Regions from separate parts of the Homo sapiens genome. Here region 1 is linked to region 2. A link is a contact called in ENCODE Hi-C or POLR2A ChIA-PET data. All regions are on one chromosome and are shown on one strand. The core of a region is the stretch at or near the end of the contact, and the rest is flanking DNA. Distances in the headings are between cores, read along the strand shown. Region 1 has its middle 17 kb from the start of ARHGEF3-AS1. Region 2 overlaps CCDC66 (coiled-coil domain containing 66).

The links. A loop is a pair of places that touch in the nucleus more often than their neighbours do. ChIA-PET counts read pairs that join two places held with the same protein, here RNA polymerase II (POLR2A). Pooled maps may share reads with other maps.
Region 1: a loop to region 2 is called in a map of naive thymus-derived CD4-positive, alpha-beta T cell, with 2.0 times the contacts of the local background. The contact joins two enhancer-like sites. A Hi-C loop is called at or near these places in 1 of 168 maps with a recorded cell type or tissue (naive thymus-derived CD4-positive, alpha-beta T cell) and 3 of 50 pooled maps. POLR2A ChIA-PET finds 5 or more read pairs at or near these places in 1 of 52 experiments (CD4-positive, alpha-beta T cell).

What each region holds. Positions count from the first base shown.
Region 1 is chr3:56,920,452-56,925,274 of GRCh38, forward strand. It overlaps a transcript of ARHGEF3 not described here. Among named protein-coding and RNA genes, the nearest start is that of ARHGEF3-AS1, 17 kb to the right of the region's middle. Within about 2 kb of position 3,545, at least 24 of the 41 ENCODE cell types and tissues checked have a DNase peak (open chromatin) inside an H3K27ac peak, as active enhancers do; they include CD4-positive, alpha-beta T cell, where a contact is called at or near this core.
Region 2 is chr3:56,591,460-56,596,738 of GRCh38, forward strand. CCDC66 (coiled-coil domain containing 66) reads left to right here. Exons shown (of 18, transcript NM_001141947.3): 8 at 1,511-1,642; 9 at 2,032-2,282; 10 at 2,485-2,569. Among named protein-coding and RNA genes, the nearest start is that of CCDC66, 37 kb to the left of the region's middle. Within about 2 kb of position 2,197, at least 2 of the 41 ENCODE cell types and tissues checked have a DNase peak (open chromatin) inside an H3K27ac peak, as active enhancers do; they include CD4-positive, alpha-beta T cell, where a contact is called at or near this core.

The DNA of each region.
Region 1 (4,823 bases), core at 2,295-4,794, 330 kb after region 2:
ATTTCCTTACCAAAGATATTATAAGGAACATACTCGTCAGGGTTGTGAGAATTTCATTTACATAAAATAAAATATTTAGATTTTAGCAGAATTACTTCTTCATTAAAAGTTGGCAAGCAACGATGATTCTTTCCATTTGAACTTTATCCTGGTTCCTTAATGTCTTTCTTATTTGTACTTAACAAGCCAGAAATGTCACAAAATCTTACAGTTGGAAAGGGAATTTCAAGGTCTTTAAACATACCCCATTTGATACTTCAAATTTTAAAATTCCACAAACTGAATTTAAAAATAGGTAGTAAAAAAATCTCATGGCCAAGGCCGGGCACGATGGCTCATGCCTGTAATCCCAGCACTTTGGGAGGCCGAGGCGGGCAGATCACGAGGTCAGGAGATCAAGATCATCCTGGCTAACGTGGTGAAACCCTGTCTCTACTAAAAATACAAAAAAAAATTAGCCAGGCGTGGTGGCGGGCACCTGTAGTCCCAGCTACTCAGGAGGCTGAGGCAGGAGAATGATGTGAACCTGGGAGGCGGAGCTTGCAGTGAGCCGAGATTGCACCACTGCACTCCAGCCTGGGTGACAGAGCGAGACTCCATCTCAAAAAAAAAAAAAAAAAAAAAAACTCATGGGCCAGTGCAGTGGCTCACACCTGTAATCCCAGTGGTTAGGGAGGCAGAGACATGAGGATGGCTTGAGCCCGGGAGTTCAAGACCTGCCTGGACAACATGGTGAGACCCTATTCTCCATAAAAAGAAAAAAAAAAAGACCAAAAAAAAAAAGGTTGGAAAAAATCTCAAATGGGATGGTAGCCGTGACCAAATTAAAATAATATATTGCACACTGGCTTACCCAAGGTTCCAACATCATAAGATTATTAGTTCTCAGATCTTAGGTTTCTAAGACTGTTGTCAAATTTAGGTAAGACTAAGGAAAAACAAAAATTCAAAAACAAATTCAGGTAACACTAAGGAAAAACAAAATTTGGGTGTTACTAGGTTATCAGGGAGGCATAAAGCACAGCAAGCCAGTGAGAAATAAAAAGAATATCAAATTAGAGCCTGAGAGTTGCTCACAGTCATGCACTTTTATTGAATGTCTTTATCTACTCCTCAAAGCTGGAAGGGTGGTTAATCCAAGTAAAACCTGAACAATTCCTCTGCCTGCTTCACCATGAACTCTAGACAAATGGAGCAGCGGTGTCCAGACACTTTCCCAGGCCAAGGCCTATTGGACTCAAGGTGGTTCAACTCAAGAGACTGTGAACATTTGAAAATGTTGATGCTCTTGGAGAGCCCTGCTTAGTATCCCAGCTCAACAAGATTATAAAATGATGAGAAGAATGTGGGAGCAGACCTGGCTGCTCAAGGTCAAGAATGAATAAATAGAAAAGTCTTCATCTATGGTTTCAACACAGGAACTAAAAATAAATGATGCTGGAACATGGAAGTCTCAACGATTGCTAGTCATGGCTAATCTTGAGTGCTTATCTTACTGGTTTTGTTACAAGCAATCGCCTGAGCTCTGTCTTTATTCTCTCTAAACAAATCTGAACTTTTATAACCAGATTCCTCACATTATTTTGGCAACTGATACATGGGCAGCTATTTTTAAAAGTGAATGCAAAAAAAAAAAAGGAAAGCTGATGTATGCTGTGAAGCAGCCACCGGCCTGGCCGCTGCGGTTCTGCCTCCTTGACTAACACAAGAAGCAAGGGCCACCTGAAGAATTTCTGCATGAAGCACACAGGGGCCGCTTGCAAATAAGCTCATCCAGTTTATTTCTTAGAAACATAAACACCCTGGGTGCAGCTTTTTCAAGAAACTGTCAAGTCTCCTTCCTTACACTGTCAGTTAAAAGTGAAACTCCTGTCTGTGGGTTACTGACCTCTGCACAATTTTTAGGAAGAAAAAAAAGTTTAAAAACTGATTAGCTGATATCTATCAGCCAAAGGGCTTCCTTACTTGGAAATGAGACTTACTATTTGGCATTGCACTGTCAAAGTTGGTTGGAAGTGGAAAATCTGAATATGGGGGTGGGAGGGAGGGGTATTTCTGACACTTACATGAATACTCAGGAGGATTTTTAAAAGTAATCTGCCTAGATCAAAAAACAATGCTTGACACACCGAATTTCCAAGTTAAAAATATATAACAAAAGCAAGAATCATTCTTATTAAAAAGTTTCTCACCATTATTTTGACTTCAGATAACTCTTTAGGGATAATTTCTGGGAAAAACCATCTGGCTGGAATAGTTAACAATAAATTAATATTTGGGCTCTGTGATTTTTGGCTCTGCCATTTACTAGTTGAATGACCTGGTAAGTCACTCTTAATTTCCTTGATCTTTAGTTTCCTTATCTGTAAAACAGGAATGACTCCTTTATCCCTAGCAGGTTGCAGGGAGGATGGTAGGATACTAACTGACATATGTATTTAAAAGCAGAACAGCCTGGGTGCAGTGGCTCACGCCTGTAATCCCAACACTTTGGGAAGCGTAGGCGGAAGGATCAGCTGAGGTCAGGAGTTCAAGACCAGCTTGGCCAAAATGGCAAAACCCCATCTCTACTAAATATATATATATATATATATATATATATATATATATATATATATATATATAAATTAGTTGGGCATGGTGGCGTGTGCCTATAATACCAGCTACTCGGGAAGCTGGGACAGGAGAATCACTTGAACCCAGGAGGCAGAGGTTGCAGTGAGCCAAGATCGTGCCACTCCAGCCTGGGCAACAGAGCAAGACTCCGTCTCAAAAAAAGAAGCAGAACAATGGATGATGGGAACTTTGGGCCATCATACTATTGTTTCTATTTTTGTATAGGTTTTAATTTTTCCATAATAAAATATTTTTTAAAAGACAAAGGCACAGTAATAATTTATTTTTTTTCAAACAGAAGAGGAAATTTTTTGGTGTAACGATGGAAACTGGTTCAAATTTTCCTCCTAGCAAATTGAAAAGCAGTACCAAATCTGAAATCCAGAGTTTGATTTTTCTATCCTGATTTGACTGTCAACTGGGCATCTAAGAAAAAGGTAATAGAAACTAGCAGTTTCCCATTTCCCTTCTTCCTTCCAATAGAGAAAAAAAATGAGAGCATAGTTAAAACTTAAGTCATATTTATTTTTTTAATCTTACAATGCTGACTTCCCTGAAATCCCTGTATCCATCTAGAAAGTTCAAGACTTTTATGAAAATACCCCCAAGAAACCAAGAGATTTAAAAGCATGTGTGTCCCATGACTCAGAGTGTTCATTCTGCCTAAACACCAGTGAAAGTGGTTTTTTGTTTTGTTATGTTTTGGGTGTGTTCATGTGTACATGAAGAATTGGTATTGCCACTTTTTCTCCCTTAATTCAGAATCAGAAAGGAATCACCAAAACACTGGAAAATAGCAAACCAAATGAGACAGGTGGAAAGGGCTTCCAACTCTCACCCAAGGTAACTGGTCCTGGTTGGAAGCTCAGCACCTCCTCCCAGTTAGGGCTCTGCCCTGGAGGCTGTCCCTTTAAGTCAGACTTCCTGGTAAGGCTGAGAGATTTCCGCATGCAGCTTCCTGGAGACCGTATAAGATAAACAATAAACTTTGCAACAAAATCATGGACAATAAGCCCCACGTGGCTGTAACAAGAAGCAATTATAAGCATTGACAATGGCTAGGGCATTTCCAACAGGAATGCAAGTCTGTGATAAACAGGGGAGAAACATGCTACCCCACACCTGCACAAACTAAATGATGTGTAAAAAATAGTTCCTAGCCTCTCATCACATTGAGAACTAGTTGCTTCCAAATTCAGCACTCTTTTTAAAAAAATCATTGTCTAAGAGGAAAGCAGTCAGGCCTTTCTTAAAGCACCACTGCCTATTAGATGAAAGCTGCTGAGGCCCAGCGACACTACGTGTTCCTTACTCCATGAGTCTCTGTGTTACAGGAAAGGGGTCCTGATCCAGACCCCAAGATAGGGTTCTGGGATCTCATGCAAGAAAGAATTCAGGGCAAGTCCAGAGAGTAAAGTGAAAGCAAGTTTATTAGGAAAGTAAAGGAATAAAAGAATGGCTACTCCATAGACGGTTGCCCATTTTTACAGTTATTTCTTGATTATATGTTAAACAAGAGGTGGATGATTCATGCCTCCCCTTTATAGAACATATAGGGTAACTTCCTGACGTTGCCAAGGCGTTTGTAAACTGTCATGGCACTGGTGGGAGTGTAGCAGTGAGAATGACCAGAGGTCACTCTCGTTGCCATCTTGGTTTTGGTGGGATTTAGCCAGATTCTTTACTGCAACCTGTTTTATCAGCAAGGTCTTTATGACCTGTATCTTGTGCTGACCTCCTATCTCATCTTGTGACTTAGAATGCCTTAACTGTCTGGGAATGCAGCCCAGTAGGTCTCAGCCTCATGCTACCCAGCTCCTATTCAAGATGGAGTTGCTCTTGTTCACATGCCTCTGACATAAGGGTCACCCTTTGAGTCTCCTGCAGCTGAACCCCCTACCTGGCTAGCTTTGGGGAATTCCCCAACTCAGGAACCAGAGCCCACATTCTACCAGAGGAGATGAGAGTGCCATACACTTGCTTCCCAGCCTCCCTTGCAGCCACAGCATGAGAACATGAGCAGGCTCAGCCAATCATGTGCTGGGATGCAAAGCGGCAGGGCCGCTGCAGACCCCATTCTGCGAGGGTGGTGGCAGCTTGCAGAGGCAGAGTAAGGGTAGACTGGGTAGCCACAGCCTACAACCAGCATTGGTGGTGCAAGCCATGGCGTCTACACCTACCCAGCAGTGGTAGCAATAGTGTCTTTA
Region 2 (5,279 bases), core at 947-3,446:
TGAAATAAACTAACACTGTGATAGCTGATAAACTTAAAAAAAATTGCAAAACACTTTCATAATGTTTTAAGGAAGTTTACAAATTTGTGTTGGGCCACATTCAAAGCTGTCTTGGGCCACAGGTTGGACAATGCTCGTTTTTCTTTTCCCATTTTGACCTCTAAAACATTTCTTGAGGTATAAAAATTGTTAAATCTTTTACCTAAAGATAATGTTCCTTTTGAAGTGATTGTTTTAGACTTAAATAAGTTGGATGGTTTTTAATCTGGTTAGAATGTAGGAGGACCTGAGATAGAAGGATCTTTACTTTTTGTATAAATATTTCTTCTGATCAAAACAGTGAGTTGTAAACTATGAGCTTTGTGATCTTTTCTGGTAAAAACAAGGGAAGAAAGTAACATTGTGAGGTATATCGTCATTGTAGGATTCTGTCAAACAGTTTTTCTTAATTATGTCTTGTAGTTATTTCATGTAATGAAATGTTTTGTTGTTTGCCTGTTGCATTTCAGAAGAATTTGAGTAGAATATATTTTTTTCCTTTTTTAAAAGAGTATCCTAAACTCATCAATTAAAGTGGCAGCAAACTTTTATGCTACTGTTTTCATTTTTTACTTTTTCCTTAAGATTCAAAGACTCGTTCTGGACACAGTATATTTTTGTTATTGAAACATCATAGGCTGTGATAGAGCTGTAGTAGCAGAAACCTAGAAGACAGAGGTTCTCCTAGAGAGAGACATGATTCAATAGGGAAAGTCTCTTGCTCTCACACATCTTTCTATATTCTCCTTGTTCTTGGTCCAAAGACAATATTCCAAATGTTGTATTCCAAAGCCAAATGTAAAACAATATTCATCTGTTTTAAATTAATAACTCTTTCAGCCTCTAAAAGAGACTTAGAATTTTGAAAAACAATATTTTTGAGACAGGGTCTCACTCTGTTGCCCATGCTGGAGTGCAGTGGCATGATTTCAGCTCACTACAACCTCCACCTCCCGGGTTCAAGTGATTTGTGTCTCAGCCTCTCAAGTAGCTGGGATTACAGACATGCACCACCACAGCTGGCTAATTTTTTTTTTTTTTTTCAGTAGAGATGAGATTTTGCCATGTTGGCCAGGGGCTGGCCTTGAACTCCTGGGCTCAAGTGATCTGCCCATGTCAGCCTCCCAACATGCTGGGATTATAGTCATGAGCTGCTGCATCCAGCTGAATTTTGAAAGTCTTTTAATTGTTTTGGAGAAAGAATTTTCTGTTTTTCATTAGAAAATTCCCTTCCCTTACACTTAGATATCTTATTATATATCTCTGATCTAGTATATTTAAAATATGATTCTGAGAATCAGAATATATCTACTTAATTCTTTGAATTCAAATTCGTTTGAAGTTATTGCTCCTCTTACAGATAAATGCCTCAGTGGATTAAATCTGTATGTTACTTTGGCAAGATTTGCACATATTAAGTGATTAGAAAAAGAGAACTGAACTTTAGATGGCTTTTATGGCTGTTGTTTAGGAAACAGTACTGCTGGAGCACCCTTTCAGTGCTGTGAAACAAGAACTGCAAAGAAAATGGATTGAAGAGTTGAATAAGCAAATAGAAGATGACCGTCAAAGAAAAATAGAGGAAAAAATTATATATTCAAAGGTAACTTATGAGGTTTTGTGGCTATAAAAGAAAAAATAAAATCAAAGTCTTTAATCAATTAAAACTAGAAGTATTCTGAAACTCTTGACAAGACCAGAATATTCCATTTATTCCACATTTGCCCATGTGAACCTGTTTCATTGAATGCATTATGTGATGTTGCATAGCTTCTTACAACTTTTTAGAAATTTCCTAATTCTTTGAATTTCTCAAATTTTCAAAGCTAGTGATCTATATGTATAAGGACTCTAAACAGTACAGTCTTGTTAATTTTTATGATGCTTATTCTGCTCTAAGGTGACTTTTAGAAATCATCTTTGGTTGTCATTTAGAATTATATATGAGAATAATTGGAAAAATTCTTAGCAATTCTTATTTGTCATCATTAGGGTGAGGAACATGACAGATGGGCAATGCACTTTGATTCATTAAAGAGTTATCCTGGTTCTCAATCTCAGCTGTTCTCTCAGTCAACACACAAACAACCTGAGTACTTCTGTGTCTCTCCTGACACTCAGGAGCTGGCTGATGTCAGCAGTGTTTGTACACCTACAACCGGAAGCCAGGTTGAACCTTCAGAGGAGGAGCATATAGCAAAACCTATTAAGGATGTGGTTATGGCAAACAGTAAGAAAACAAAGTAAGTTCATGCTTATGTATTTATTGACTTTTCAGAAAGTCTGTGTGCTTTAGTAAGACTGTTGTTATGTCTAATTGGTTTCAGGTTTGGTATTTGTCTTTGAAATAGAAATAATTAGTAGATTTATCCCAAACAAAAATGATTTAGCTTGTTGAATCTACCTTTTTGAGGTTTTGAATAGCTAATGTATGTATCTTGCCAGCTTTCTCCGTTCTATGACTGCTCTCTTGGACCCAGCTCAGATTGAGGAACGAGACAGACGACGACAAAAACAATTAGAGCATCAGGTATTGCATTGTTAAACATTGTTCTTTACCTTAATAAGTAACAGTCATGGTGAACATATACCTAAGTAAATGGAAATTTAAATTCTGATGTAAACTTTACAGCATAGGTCCTGTCCAGTTGTGTCACGAATCCAATCCCTACCACAACTGGCATTGTAATATTAGAATTAGCTTATCAAATGCTACAGCCACCTGCCTTCCAGTACAGAAGGTCTTTAATATATTAAGTTGTATATGTGAATTTGTGTTGTCTTAGGTTAGTACTGGTTTTTTTTTTTTTCATCAATTTATTTCTCCTGAGTTCTGTTTAAGATGAGAATTCATTCTTTGAATAGGGATTGAACTAGAATTATGACTAAGAAATCTAATGCATAATGGCCGGGCACGGTGGCTCACGCCTGTAATCCCAGCACTTTGGGAGGCTGAGTGGGCAGATCACGAGGTCAGGAGATCAAGACCATCCTGTGAATGGTGAAACCCCGTCTCTACTAAAAATACAAAAAATTAGCTGGGCGTGGTGGCAGGCGCCTGTAGTCCCCAGCTACTCGGGAGGCTGAGGTGGGAGAATGGCATGAACCTGGGAGGCAGAGCTTGCAGTGAGCTGAGATTGTGCTACTGCACTCCAGCCTGGGCGACAGAGTGAGACTCCATCTCAAAAAAAAAAAAGAAATCTAATGCATAATATAAGAAAGGAGGCTAAAATTAAAATTAAAACTTCCTGTCCTGATTTTAGCCTAATGCTAAAGGGACTTTAATATCTGCATAATTCTTCAAATCCTTTGATATATGAATTTGGCATCATTAATGTTATGCTTAGTCAGTGAGCAGACATTTGCAGAGCATCTGCTACTTAACAGGCACTATGCTAAGCACTGAGATTATTTCTTCAGTTTTTTTTAATACCATTTCCTCCAGTAGCCCTCCTAGGGTTGAAGAAAAGGCATGTAGAACTTGACAGTACAAATGGGAGATGGGAGAAATGCATTGGAAATTTGACATTTCCACTTCACTTATATAAATAATACTTTCAGTATGCTGATAAAAACTTATTTCTACAGTCACCAAACTAATGCTTCATGGATTTTAAAAATTGATATATAATGTTTTATATATTTATAGGATACATATGATATTTTGTTATATATGTAGAATGCGTAATGATTCAGCCAGAGTATTCTGGTATCTATCACCTTGAGTATTTATCATTTCTGTGTTGGGAACATTTCAAGTTTACTAGCCAATTTGAAATATATAATACATTGTTGCTGACCATAGTCACCTTACTATTGCTATCAAACATTAGAACTTATTCCTTTCATCTAACCATATGTTTGTACCCATTAACCTACCTCTCTTGATCACTACCACCCTCACACACACCCTTCCCAGCCTTTGATACCTATCATTCCATTCTTTAGCTCGTTGAGACCTACTTTTTTAGCTCCCACATATGAGTGGGAACATGTGATGTTTATCTTTATATACCTGGCTTATTTCACTTAACATAATGACGTCCAGTCCCATCTGTGTTGCTGTAAATGACAAGATTCTATTCTTTCTTTATGGCCAAATAGTATCCCATTGTGTATATACCACATTTTGTTTATCTATTTGTTCATCAATGGACACTCAGATTGTAAATAGTGCTACAGTTAGCACAAGAGTGCAGGTTTCCTTTTGATATACAGATTTCATGTTCTTTCGATAAATATCCAGTACTGGGAATGCTGGATCATATGGTAGTTCCATTTTTAGTTTTTTGAGACGTCTCCATACTGTTTTCCATAGTGACTGTATTTATTTACATTCCCACTAACAATGTATAAGGATTCCCTTTTCTCCGCTTCCTTGGCAGTATCTGTTAGTTTTTGTCTTTTGGTATGTTTGTTTGTTTGCTTGTTTTTGAGACAGGGTCTTGCTCTGCTGCGCAGTCTGGTATGCAGTGGCATAATCATGGCTCACTGTAGCCTCATACCCCTGGGCTCAAGCAATCCTGCTGCCCGAGCCTCCCCAGTAGCTGATATTACAAGCATGCGCCACCATGTCAGGCTAATGTTAATTTTTTTCTTTTATAGAGACACAGTCTCACTATGTTGACCAGACTGGTTTCGAGCTCCTTGCCTCAAACAGTCCTCCAACCTCAGCCTCCCAGAGTGCTGGGATTACAGGCATGAGCCACCGGGCCCAGCATTTTTGTCTTTTTAGTAATAGCCATTCTAACTGAGGCGATATGATATCTCATTATGGGTTTGATTTGCATTTCTGTGATTAGTAATGTTGAGCATTTTTTCATGTACCTGTTTGCCATTTATATGTCTTCTTTAGAAAAATGTTTATTAATGTTCTTTGCCCACTTTTTAATGGAATTATTTGGATTTTTGGTGTGTGTGTGTGTTTAGTTTGAGTTTCTTAGGCATTCTGGATAGTAGCCCTTTGTTGGATGAATAGTTTGCAGATATTCAAACTACTGAATATGCAAGCTATTGAATATTCAAACTACTGAATATTCAAACTGGGGGACAGACTGTCTCTTTCACTCTGGTTATTGTTTCCTTTCCCGTGCAGAAGATTTTTAGTTCAATGTAGCCCTATTCGTATGTTTTTGGTCCCTGTGTTTTTGAGGTCTCGACCACAAACTCTATACCAGTGTCTTGAAGTGTTTTCCGTATGTTTTCTTCTAGTAGGTTTACATTTTTGGGTCATACATTTA